Linked DNA regions of Homo sapiens: region 1 is linked to region 2. A link is an interaction called in ENCODE POLR2A ChIA-PET data of the cell type or tissue named here. Cell type or tissue: OCI-LY7. All regions are shown on one strand. Each heading gives the region's core, and the rest is flanking DNA. Links, peaks and the distances in the headings are about the cores only. Region 1 overlaps PDSS2 (decaprenyl diphosphate synthase subunit 2). Region 2 overlaps PDSS2 (decaprenyl diphosphate synthase subunit 2).

Evidence for each region. ChIA-PET counts read pairs that join two places held together with the same protein. Peaks named below come from ENCODE experiments on the same cell type or tissue, not always from the same donor. Only the 100,000 strongest peaks of a DNase experiment are listed, where the experiment ranks them.
Region 1: POLR2A ChIA-PET joins it to region 2 with 5 read pairs; 2 of 35 experiments call an interaction of 5 or more read pairs at or near these places.

What each region holds. Positions count from the first base shown.
Region 1 is chr6:107,149,069-107,155,630 of GRCh38, reverse strand. It overlaps PDSS2 (decaprenyl diphosphate synthase subunit 2), which reads left to right. Exons shown (of 8, transcript NM_020381.4): 8 at 854-3,069. The coding sequence ends at 1,012. Among named protein-coding and RNA genes, the nearest start is that of BEND3, 37 kb to the right of the region's middle. RefSeq lists an enhancer at 6,043-6,543. In OCI-LY7, for the core only: no CTCF peak of the experiment used is centred there; a DNase peak (open chromatin) is centred at 3,510.
Region 2 is chr6:107,245,905-107,252,466 of GRCh38, reverse strand. All of the region lies in intron 3 of PDSS2 (decaprenyl diphosphate synthase subunit 2), which reads left to right. Among named protein-coding and RNA genes, the nearest start is that of BEND3, 130 kb to the right of the region's middle. In OCI-LY7, for the core only: no CTCF peak of the experiment used is centred there; no DNase peak of the experiment used is centred there.

The DNA of each region.
Region 1 (6,562 bases), core at 922-5,921, 97 kb after region 2:
TCCAGCCTGGCAACAGAGTGAGACTCCGTCTCAAAAAAAAAAAAAAAAAGTAACATTCAGATCTAATACTATGTGTCTTTCTTGAATTTTCATATGGACTATTGTGTCAACATATGGTGTTAAAAAAAAAGTTATTAACTAAGATATTAGTGAAGCCTTCCTCACATAAGAATATCAGGCTGCTGGCCAGGTGCGGTGGCTCACACCTGTAATCCCAGCACTTTGGGCAGCCTAGGCAGGTGGATCACTTGAGGTCAGGAGTTCGAGACCAGCCTGGCCAACATGGCAAAACGCTGTCTCTACTAAAAAATACAAAAATTAGATGGGTGTGGTGGCGCATGCCTGTAGTCCCAGCTATGTGGGAGGCTGAGGCAGGAGAATTGCTTAAACCCAGGAGGCGGAGGTTGCAGTGAGCCGAGATCGCACCACTGCACTCCATCCTGGGCGACAGAGCGAGACTCCATCTCTTTAAAAAAAAAAAAAAAAAAGGGAAGAATATCAGGCTGCTGAATTCAAAATGCCAGAGATGTAAATGCCCTCCGCCTTCTTACTGCCATCCCCCAGCATGGCACATTTCAAGATATTAAGGGATGGGAGTCAGGAGGAGCTGTAATTAAGCTGATTGGAACCTATTGTGCTGCTCTGGAGCACAGACACCAAGCAGCCTTAGGGAATGAGTGCCTCAAGATCACTGGGAAATGATGTCCTCTTTTCCAGAAAATAACGTAGCAGAAATACTCAATCTATACTATTTCTCCCTTTCTTTGTTTTCCATCTCCCCTCCCCAATTTAATTGTGGTGCTTACTGTGTACCTTTAAAACTGACTTTTATCATGCATTTGTTTCTTAACAGTTGCGAGAAAGAATCAAAGCTGGCAAAGGTGTGACTTCAGCTATTGACCTGTGTCGTTACCATGGAAACAAGGCACTGGAGGCCCTGGAGAGCTTTCCTCCCTCGGAGGCCAGATCTGCTTTAGAAAACATTGTGTTTGCTGTGACCAGATTTTCATGACATCAAATTAAAAAGACACTATTGTTAGTTAGCTGAAAATCCTAGGGAATGAGGTTGATTGGGAGCGCTTTCACGATGCGTTAATGACTTTTAAAACATATGCATTTTTCCTTCCTTTTATCACATTGCTAAATGAGTTCTGCTTTCTTTTTGGAACTGCTACAAACAAAATTAGAAGAAAAAAAGGTCAAGCAGTTTTCACTTGTCACGCCAGAAGCACACTTGAGGCTGCAGTCGCAGAAATAATTAATGAGATTCGCTCCTGTGACCTCAGCAAATGGACAGGAAATAAGTCCTTATTGATTGGACCGAGCCAGGGATGGCGCCAGGGCGGTGGCCTGTGGTTTTTCCTGCTAGAGAGGACAAAGCAAGTTGGAAGCTGCAGGTGTCAAGAGAAATGCTCTCAATACCAACCAGGGAGGATTGTCTAATCAAAAACTAGTGACCAATTTGTCATAATGGAGAGTAGTTCAATGGATTGAGAAAAATATGTTTTATTTGTTGGCTTGTAATTATGTCTCTGGATTATTATTATTTTTTTTTTAGATGTAGTTTTGCTCTTGTTGCCCAGGCTGGAGTGCAATGGTGCAGTTTTGACTCACTGCAACCTCCGCCTCCTGGGTTCAAGTGATTCTCCTGCCTCAGCCTCCCGAGTAGCTGGAATTACAGGCACCTGCCACCACGCCTGGCTAATTTTGTATTTTTAGTAGAGATGGGGTTTCACTATGTTGGTCAGGCTAGTCTCGAACTCCTGACCTCAGGTGATCCGCCTGCCTCGGCCTCCCAAAGTGCTGGGATTAGAGGCTTGAGCCACTGCACCTGGCCTCATGTCTCTGGATTTATAATGCAGTATGAATATACTTTGTGCTTTATGGTTTTTATAATGTCTTTTTGGAGAAATTGCCGAAAAGTTGCCAAATACTTGAAGTAGGAGATTAAAATGTTATCAAATGTTAAATTGGTTATATTAGGAATAGTCTGTTTTTCTTTCCTGAAGATCAGTTTTTTTATTCAAACACATTTCAAAGAACCAAATTTTTTTTTTCTTTAAGGAAAAAGGAGCTTTTTTTCAAGTGAAATGTATTCATTTGTAATACTTTGGTTTAAGGCATACTTTAATTTTTACGAGTTTCAGAAACAGAATTTTTGTACTAGGGAATTCATTGGTGAGAGTGTTCTTTTAACCTCAGAATGTCAAATTTTGGTCTTGAACCACAGACATCCAATTACAGAAAGAATATAAGCAATCTCACAGGCCTGCAATCGGACACTGTCTCTGTGTGGTTCATAGGAGATGATTTTTGAGGTTTGCACTCATGCAATTTGAGAACACCGTTGACAAGAAGGCTGAGTTTACATAAATGATCTAGATTGAAACTCAGCTACCTTTCTTCCTCATGTGGTGTAATTACAGCCCTATCTGGAGACAGCGAATACAGCAAACAGATTTTATTACCTAGTTCGCTCAAACACTACATGAAGTTATTTTAGTTAAAGCCCTCCCCCAAAAGTTATAAAACCATTTTATCAGGGCCCAACATGTGGCATGCAATGAAGAGAAAATGTAAAGCTACAGAGGTTAATGTATTGTATTATAAAATATTTTAAGTGTACTCAAAATATCATAATTGTACAGTTTATGCCACCATAATTTGAGGCCTATAGATTTAGCTTAAGAGAACACTGTTCTGTTTGAAATGCTTTCTGTCACTGAAATTGGCTTAATTAGTAACCATGGATAAGATGCTTTAGATCAGACTAGGTTTTAATCATTAACTTCCACAAAGAAGTCATACTTTGCGTTAGGTGTGCTGGTTGGATGTGCAGGAACTTCAGCAAGCAGTAGGTTTTACTAAGCAGATGGTCGGGCACTGCAGGGCACCAGGCAGGATCCTAGGGCGCCTCTTATTCTGCGTTAGCATCTGGTTTGCTGTATGACCTTGCACAAGTCACTTCCTTCTGAGCCTCAATTTTCTCATCTGTACAATGAGATTCAAAAGTTGACCTGAAAGTCAAGTGTGAAAAAAAAAAAGAGATTAAACAAGATAATTATGAAATTCTTTCCAGGTTTGTTTTATTTTCTGAAAGTTTACTATTCTTGACTGTCTAAATAGCAAAGATGCTGTGTGAGGTTCAGGGAGGAGGGAAGGTGAAACCCAAAGAGAGGCCCTGAAGGAATGGAGAGAGCTTAATGGCAAGCTTCCTGCCAAGCTGCCTCTGCATGACCTAAAGGATTCCAGCTCTCCTATGTGACATGTAACCCTGGACTTTTCTGTCTCAACACCTGCCTTGCTGCTTTCTTCGGGACCTTTCCTACCTCCCTGTCATCTTCCCAGCTGCTCTCGTGTCCTTTATCCCATCTCCTGTACCTTGCCATCCTGACTCCCTGGAACCTGGATCCCTGGGAGCAGTAGCCCCCTGCTGCCTGCTGAGTGACAGAGCTCTGCCTCCCCCACAGGGGTGGCTGGCCTCCTTCCTCAGGCCCCACTTAGCAGAATTCTCACTTCCTCAGCATCACGGCAGGCTTTTACAGAACATAACAAGTTGGCTAGTTCACTCCAAAATACAAGACCAATAGCCTTTCTCCCTGCCCCTTCTTCAGGGATATTTATTTCTTAGCACATATGAAGTTCTTATAGTTTCAGACAATCTCTAAGGAGAAATTTGGGGCACTGAAACATTCCTCAATCACACCTCTCAGCCTGCTGCTGCCTGGGTGTGGCTAATGGAGGCAGTAAGTAGAATTAATGGCTCTAGAATGTGTCCTTGGCCCCTCTCCAGCTTTCCCCATCCCCAGTTACCTGCTAGAGGGAAGAATTCATTCATTAGCAATTGTCCTGCTTTCCTCTGCCTAGCACCCCCCAAATTGTCAGCTGGCTCCTGCAAACCTCACTCACTACTCACTCCAGGCCCATGAACTCTCCTCCCTGTTCATTTCTTCTTTGTTAAGTATACTTGGCCAGGTGCGGTGGCTCATGCCTGTAATCCCAGCACTTTGGGAGGCTGAGGCAGGCACATCACCTGAGGTCGGGAGTTTGAGGCCAGCCTGAACAACATGGAGAAACCTCGTCTCTACTAAAAATACAAAATTAGCTGGGCATGGTGGCGCACGCCTGTAATCCCAGCTACTCTGGAGGCTGAGGCAGGAGAATCTCTTGAACCCGGGAGGCAGAGGTTGTGATGAGCCAAGATTGTGCCATTGCTCTCTAGCCTGGGCAACAGGAGTGCAACTTCATCTCAAAAAAAAAAAGTATACTAAAGGCTACATTAATGCAGGCTTCCATGTCCCAGGCACTCTGCTAGGGGCCTTGAATATACTCACTTGTTTTAACCCCCACAAACACTCTTGGGAGTAGGTGTTATCCCCCTATTTACAGATGCAGAAGCTGGCAGAGAAAATTACCTCTGATTGACTGGCTTGTCCTCCCACCGCACCTCCCACCTGAGGGTCTCCCAGTAGTGCCTCTTTCTTTTTTTTTGGCTTTTAAAAAGAAAAAAACAACATTTTTTTCCAACGATTTCAAGCCTGTTGCCTCCTGTCTCCTTCATGTCTCTATTCTTGAATCTTCAGTGTCTCTTCTGCTGGCTGTGAGTGTGTTCAGCTCTCCTTGTACCTAAAATAAAACTTCTTACTTCACCCTGTTTATCCTTCCACCTCCATTTCTTCCCCCAGCTTTACCAGCAAACCTTCTTACAGTCTACTAACTCCTTACCTCCTACAATCGGTCATTCACTAGCAGGTCCCCATTATCTAGATCAGCACCACACTTTAGGTACTCAAAGAATACTTGCTGAACAAATGCATCAGGCCTCTTGCTGCGCTGCTCTACTGAGATGGATTCTTAAAAGTTCACAGCTGCCGGGTATGGTGGCTCACGCCTGTCATCCCAGCACTTTGGGAAACTGAGGCAGGCGGATCACCTGAGGTCAGGAGTTCGAGACCAACCTGACCAACATGGTGAAACCTCATCTCTACTGAAAATACAAAATTAGCCAGGCATGGTGGCTTATACCTGTAATCCCAGCTACTTGGGAGGCTGAGGCAGGAGAATGGCTGGAACCTGGGAGGCAGAGGTTGCAGTAAGCCGAGATCAGGCCATTGCACTATAGCCTAGGCAACAAGGACAAAACTCCATCTCAAAAAAACAAAAAAAAAATTCACTGCTGGTGTCTTCACTGGAATTTGTGAGCAGCTCTAGCAGTGGCCCTGCACTCTGCCCTGAACTTGCTGTAGCATTTCATGTTGCAGCCTGCCCCTGGGTGCCCGTGACCACCTCAGTTCAGAGTCTTCTTTTTTTTCCCTTTTGAGATGGAGTCTTGCTCTGTCGCCCAGGCTGGAGTGCAGTGGCACAATCTCAGCTTACTGCAAGCTCCGTTTCCTGGGTTCAAGCAATTCTCCTACCTCTGCCTCCCAAGTAGCTGGGATTACAGGCACCTGCCACCACGCCCAGCTAACTTTTGCATTTTTAGTAGAGATGGGGTTCACCACGTTGGCCAGGCTGGTCTCAAACTCCTGACCTCAGGCGATCTGCCTGCCTCGGCCTCCCAAAGGGCTGGCATTACAGGCGTGAGCCACCGTGCCCGGCCAGTTCAGAGTCTTCTTCTCTTCTCTGACTACTCTTTTTTATTCCCACCCCTAGAGCCATACTTTTCTAAACATTTCAATTCTGTCTCCCCAGAAACAGTTTGACAAAGCAGTTTCCTGGCCCACTAAGTCCTCTTCTTTTAAATTCTCCAACTAAGAAAAATTGTTCTCTGACATAAGAACAATATCAGGCCGGGCGCGGTGGCTCACACCTGTAATCCCAGCACTTTGGGAGGCCGAGGCAGGTGGATCACGAGGTCAGGAGATCAAGACCAGCCCGGCCAATATGGTGAAACCCGGTCTCTACTAAAAATTTAAAAAATTATCCAGGCAGAGTGGCGTGGCAGGCTACTCGGGAGGCTGAGGAAGGAGACTCGCTGGAACCCAGGAGGCAGAGGTTGCAGTGAGCAGAGATCGCACCACTGCACTCCAGCCTGGGCTAAAGAGCGAGACTCCTCTCAAAAAAAAAAAAAAGAACAGCCGGGCGCGGTGGCTCACGCCTGCAATCCCAGCACTTTGGGAGGCCGAGATGAGCCGATCATGAGGTCAGGAGATCAAGACCATCCTGGCTAACACGGCGAAACCCCAGGCTGGAGTGCAGTGGTGCGATCTCGGCTCACTGCAAGCTCCACCTTCCGGGTTCACGCCATTCTCCTGCCTCAGCCTCCCAAGTAGCTGGGACTACAGGGAGGCTGAGGCATGGCTAATTTTTTGTATTTTGTTTAATAGAGACGGGGTTTCTCCGTGTTAGCCAGGATGGTCTCGATCTCCTGACCTCATGATCCGCCAGCCTCGGCCTCCCAAAGCCACCATGCCCGGCCAACCTTGTATATTTTACTTGATAACACCAAATTCTCTTGGGTTATCTTGCTTATATAATGTGGCTATCCAGTCACACCTAAAAATAAATGATCAGTGACATTGTTTGCCTGGTCCAGGGTTTCATTCTCCAGTGTTTGTAACTT
Region 2 (6,562 bases), core at 972-5,971:
CGCTACCCCCTTAGCCAGAAAGAACTTCCAGCTCACTAGAACAGATTGCCATCCCTCCCACAAATAAGCAAAGCCTTACACATTTGGCAGTACTGAAAAGGCTCCCTTCAAAAAACTGAGTTAGAAGCTTCCTCCAGAACTCCTATGAGTTGGTGTGCTTATTGCAACAGCCCTTTCATCATTGTCTACATTAAACCCAGTCCTAGTTTGATAGGAAGAAGTGGAGAGAGCCATCCTTTCAGAGACTTTAGCGATGGCTTTATCAAAGCCCTCATTTATTTTAATCAGCATGCAGAGTAGGGCTCATCTGGGTAGTTCGTGCCCAGGTGGTGGGTGAGTAGATTCACCCCTCATTTGGCCACTGCTGCTGTGCCCTGTGTTCTTCAGAAGTCGTTTCTCCACTGAGGCTGCCAGCCTGGAAGCTCTGGCTGAGCACTGGGGACTGAATCTACCTGGAATTAGATGGTTTGCTTAAATCCAATTGTAAATGATAAAGTGCTTTACAAATGTTAGACATTATTATTGGTCTCTATGGGAGGGTGCCACTCTTTAGTCCCTCTATACCTTATCTTGGCAATATAAATCTTTCCATCTTTATATGCGTCTCACAAATAGTTTGTGCTTCATTTTTATGAAGTAAAGAGTGACACCACCTGCTCTGGTTACCTTTATCGGCCTATTCAGCACCCTCTCAGTATTTTTCTGTAAGATATTTTCACTGATAAGAGTTTTTGTGGCTCAAAAAGAAATTTTGACAATATCCCTTCAAATTCCAAAGCTCTTTCAAAAGAGACTAAATCCATCTTTTGTTCCTCCCAAGATGTATATGAAAATTCATTCTTCCCCAAGAGTGTTTTACCTTTGCTACTACTTCATGCATTGCTGTTTGTTCCTGGGGGTGGAGGAAAGAGCGCAGTAAAGTTGTGCATAGTTAATGCCATCAGCACTGCAGATGTACATGCACACACATGAACACACATGACTGTTTTCTTTGCTAGCAGCTCAAAGCAGTAAAGGCTGAGGGGTGCCGTGTTATTCACCTCCAAATAGAGTGATGGACATGTTTTTCATTCCACACTGTAGTAAATCCATCATTAAAATCACCTGAGGACAAATTTTTGCAAGAAGATTACAAATCTGTAATGGCCTTCACAGTTTTTATATACCAAGCAAATTAAGTTATAAAGCAACCTTTTTCAAGTGAATTAAAATGCAACCATACTACCTTATTACATCAATCATATTATGCTGACTTGAGCTTTAATTGAGCCATGTTACCTTATAGTTTACATTTTTTCTAAAGATTTCCTTGTGGCCGGGTGCGGTGGCTCACGCCTGTAATCCCAGCACTTTGGGAGGCCGAGGCAGGCAGATCACAAGGTCAGGGGTCCGAGACCAGTCTGGCCAACATGGTGAAATCCTGTCTCTACTAAAAATACAAAAATTAGCTGGGTGTGGTGGCGGGCACCTGTAGTCCCAGCTGCTCGGGAGACTGAGGCAGGAGAATCACTTGAACCCGGGAGATGGAAGTTGCAGTGAGCTGAGATTGTGCCACTGCACTTCAGCCTGGGTAACAGAGCGAGACTCCGTCTCCAAAAAAAAAAAAATTTACTTGTATTTTAATTTAGGATAGGCACTCCTTTGCTCAAATTAGAGTGGTCTGCTGTACTAGTCAAACATCTACGACTCTGTTGAGTCTATTCAGCCTGTCAAGTGCTAACTGACAGTACTCCTGAATCCCATTTATTGAGAAAGGCACAACTTGTCTATCCAGAATGCTTACTGCCACTTACTGATCCTATTTTTTCTAGTCCAAAAACTATTGAGTGATATATTCCATAAATCAATTTGTGAACATAGCTTAACTTGAGGTCTCTCTGAGACTATAAACAAGGTATGCTTCCCCCCCCAACACCCTCCCCAAGGAAATAGGTTTATTGTTTTATTTAATTATAAAAGCAATACAATAAAAAGAGGGAAATAGTGTAATGCATTATATATGTAAGCTGTTATAAACTTAGCAATTATAAATTTAAGCAGAAAGATTGAAGAAAACAATTTTTTAAATTAAAAATCATCCAGAATCTATCATTTGTACATTATTATTATTTTGTTGTCTCTCCTTTCAGACTTTTTCTCTTGTGTATATAAACACATAGATTGACCTCATTTTTGTTTTTAAAATACCTTTCATACTACTTCTATTTTGTAAATAGCTTTTTTTCCTTAAGAATATGTTACAGACATCTTTGGATAGCAATGCGAGGATTTTTTTGCGGGGGGGGGTCAGTATTTTTGTCTTACCATCCCCTACTCCTCTCAATTTCTGTTTTTTATGATGAGAATTTATTATAGCTCAGGGCATAGTCATCACAATATCCTTTGTGAGGGTATTCATCATCTTGGTTTTTCAGTGTAAAAAATCATTGAATTGTAGTTACCCTTGCCAAAAGATAAAGAATGAAGCAATTATATATTCCCCTGAGATTGCTGAAATTTGTCCTGTAAATTAACCATTTAAGAAATTCATCACAAAGGTTAATTATGTCAGATCTATAATTTTGTTAAGGTTCAGATACACCTGGATACTATCTCTTCCTAACTTGGGTGAGACGGTGGTTATTGAAATGGGAGTGATCAACAATTTGCTTGAGAATAGCAACTAGACATGCACTGTCCATTTACTGTCCTATGCTGCAGCATTCTCCCCAGCAGCCAAAACAAGGGAGGTGGCAGGAGAAGCCAGCTCATGACACTTACATTAGGAGTGGTTGCCACTTCAGGTTCACTGGAAATTGAAGGATAGTGTATGGCTTTGCTGTAGAGTCGTATTTCAACATATGACCCAAACTGAAGAGAAGAGCATTTTTTTTTTATTTGCATGTGTAGGTAAGCAATGCTGCTATTCTCGCAGTCACCAGAAATGCAGAAAGTTATGTCCTGTTTAATTGCTCTCCAGATGGCTAAACTATTTAACATTGATGCTGACTGTTGTATAATCTAAAACAATATTTCAGGATGCAGCAAGTCAGTGTTTCAGAGGTCCCTGATTTTGGTTAAAATGGTCTTTGCATGTGTTCTGGGTTGGGTTTTGTTGTTGAACTAAAACTCACTTTCTTCCAAAATATTTAGGCACACAATTTTAAAAATACCATAATCTTGGTTTCCATACTCTGCTGTTCATCTACGCAAGGCTTGTACTGAATATAGCACGGTAATAGGGCAGTATGGAAGAAGAATAAGTTAACACTCACTGAAACTTATGTTCCAGATTCTCTTCTAAATGCTCTACGTATTTACTGTTTAGAGATACTCACGATATGGCCAACTTAGTACCATTATTTGTTTGATGCAACTTGGCAGTTAAGCCTGATGTCATTCAGAATCCAGTATATATAAATCATTTCCAAGCATTAGAGCCCTTCAAGAATCAGAGCTCAGCAGTGTTGCCTTTAATTGACTCAAGTAGGACTTTGCCAGTTGATGGGGTGCTCTACCAGTCATAATGGTTTTGAAAAATGGAAAGTGTTTTATTATAATTCTAGGTATTGAAACCAAAGGGGATTTGGTACAAAAAGTTTCACAAAGAAATTAGCCAGTAGAATTCAGATAGAGGGAAAGGTTCATGTGAAGACAACAGATAAAAATGAATTACATGAGCAAAGATGTTCCATCAAAATTTGCAGAAAAGGAGTTTTCAAGTTTACATGCCTAATTATAAATAATAAGACTTGCATTTGTAAAAGCTTAGAATTATAGGGCTGGAAGAGGCCTTAAGGAATCATCTTTTCCAATTCCCTTTATTGCAATTCATTGCATTGAGTTGAAGAAAATCAAAGCTCAGAAAAATTGATTTGCCCAAATCTCACAATCAAATTATTAGTAGACCTTGGAATAGAATCTAGATTCTGTGGCTGCTAGTATTCTGCTTTTTTTTTTTTTTTTTTTTTAACAGTTCCCTAATCTGTTGAGCTTCCAAGGGTAACTCACATTGAGGCTCTTTGAACCTTCTTTTTTTTTTTTTTCTTCCCCTAGTAGAAAGTGTTTGCTTGCCCCATGGGCCTGAGAAACAAAAGTCCTGGAATCTTTCTCAAGGTTGCACTTATCTATAGCAACAGGACTTCAGCTCTCAGCCCCAAGAGGTCTGGCTTTTAGGCCTCTGGATTCTCCTTTGGCTGCCATTATTCCTGCCAGCACTTTGAGTTGCCTGAACATGTCACTCCTCAAGAATCTGAGGGGGGAATATGTTATTAACCAAGTGTTTTCTTAAATGTAAGTATAGCAGTATCTAAACAGGTGAATGTCTGGGGTAATATGCAAAAAAAAGTCAGATTATTAAATGAGCTTACTAAATTGTGAGTGGCTGCTAGCCTTGTGGTCTCTCTAGAAATATTTGCAGTTTTAAGGAAGGGTGATACTTAAACACATCTTTCTTTTTTTTTTTGAGATGGAGTTTCGCTCTTGTCGCCCAAACTGGAGTGCAGTGGCGCTGCGATCTTGGCTCACTGCAAACTCCACCTCCTGGGTTCAAGCAATTCTCCTGCCTCAGCCTCCGGAGTAATTGGGATTACAGGCATGCCCCACCATGCCCAGCTAATTTTTGTCTTTTTTTTTTTTTTTTTTTTTTAGTAGAGACAGGGTTTCACCATGTTGGCCAGGCTGGTCTCGAACTCCTGACCTCAGGTGATCCACCCACCTCTGCCTCCCAAACTGCTGGTATTACAGGCGTGAGCCACTGCACCCGACCAAACACATCTTTCTTTGGTATAATTTTAAAAATAAACATTTCAGGCAATGTAAAGAGATTGATATGTGCACTGGGTAAGTCACCCTTATCTGGAACAGTTTCAACTTCTTAGGCTACTCTTGCTTTTTATAATCTCTTTCCTTCCTCGACTTGTTAACTCAAAGAAATCTAAAGCTTTTTCCTTAATGGGTTGTCATTGGCTATGGAGGTGGAGGTGTGTTCTGTTCAAGTAAGTATAGCCATTTGTAAGTACAGGTCATTTATAAATTATGAACTTGTAAGGACAGGTTTACGCAATGAGAAAAAGAGTCAGAGAACAAAATGTTCTTGTTGCTTCTGCCTGGTCTGGAATTTCAGGGAAGTAAAGGAACACTCTGGTTATCCAGAGCCAGATCCACTGTTAAAAGTTCATGCCATCATTTTGACATTTAGCGTCAGACTTTCTCTTTGTAAATCCCTCTTCACGTTACCAATGCTGGTCTCAGAGCTCAAACTGTTTCAAAACCATAACATTTCTTAGTGAGTGATTGATCTGTATTATGTGTCCAGCCATCAGGGGGATCTTGGGATGTTGCTTGTGTAAACTGTAATCCAATCTGATGCTGTGCGTTTAGTTACAGTCTTTCATAGACCTATTGGCGATACTCAGTCCTCCTGGATTTAGGAATAGGGCTTATCTGATACCTTCAGGGGGAAAAAAATCCATTCATTTTTCTCTCTTCCCCACTTAAATAACTCAACTCATGTGGTAACACTGTAGGATCATTGTCCTTCCAGTTCCTCTGCAGCTCATATTGCTACAATATTTCTTAAGTATTTGGTTACCTGAAGGACAATGTGATTTAAAAAAAATAAAAAAGACTTTGTATATGTCTTACAAATTAAACCATCCTTAAAGAGCTAGGAAAAAAATATGCCTTTAATCAGCAAAAATTTCATATCAGCAGTTCTGTGTATGTTATGTAGTATAAACGTAAATATATAAATTTGGAGATAAGTGCTCATGTGTTAAAATGTTAAAGCAAATCTTTCTACAAATTAATGTCATTTGCCTCTAAGAAAATGTTTATTAAACCCAGGGTACCTGAGATTGAAGTATCTTGTTGTTTGGGTCTGTATTCTTTGGCTTAATAATGTCTTCAATTACAAGAATGATAAAAGCTGAAACAAAATCCTTTAATTCAATCAGAATGGAGCTGAATTTTCGGAAGCAAAGAGTGGAAATCTGATACAGGACTGCATAACATAGGAAGTTAAATATACAAGATATTAAGACTTGTAAGAAGCGGATGGGGTTGCCTTGAGGAATTCTTATTTGAAATGGCTACATTGAACATTATCATAAATACCACTATTTTATCCTCTCAAATTAAGATGCTTTATGCAAACTACTCTAAATTGTACAGTAGTTCCAAAGAGACCATTTACTGTTTTCTGCTTGTTTTACATCCTGGAACAAGTTCAAAGCTTTTGATCTCACTTGATTTAACAAAAAAAAAAAGTCTCAGCCTTGAAAAATAATACAGGTTTGATGAATATGATTTCAGTATTACAGTTCTGTAAAAATTTTCAGTGTTTATGGTACATTTGACCCAGGGACCCCACAGTAAATATATCCACAGTGCATTTTAAGTGTAACAGAATGAACATATTTGAAAGATTATCCATTCTTTTGCTTTTGCTTTTTTTTCTGTAATAAGTATGAAAATTAACATTGTAATTGCTCCCAGAATGGGAGTACTGAAAAAGTATCCACCTGACAGAAATAAACATGCAGAAAATAAATTGAGTTAAGATTTCATTAGTTATCTGAAA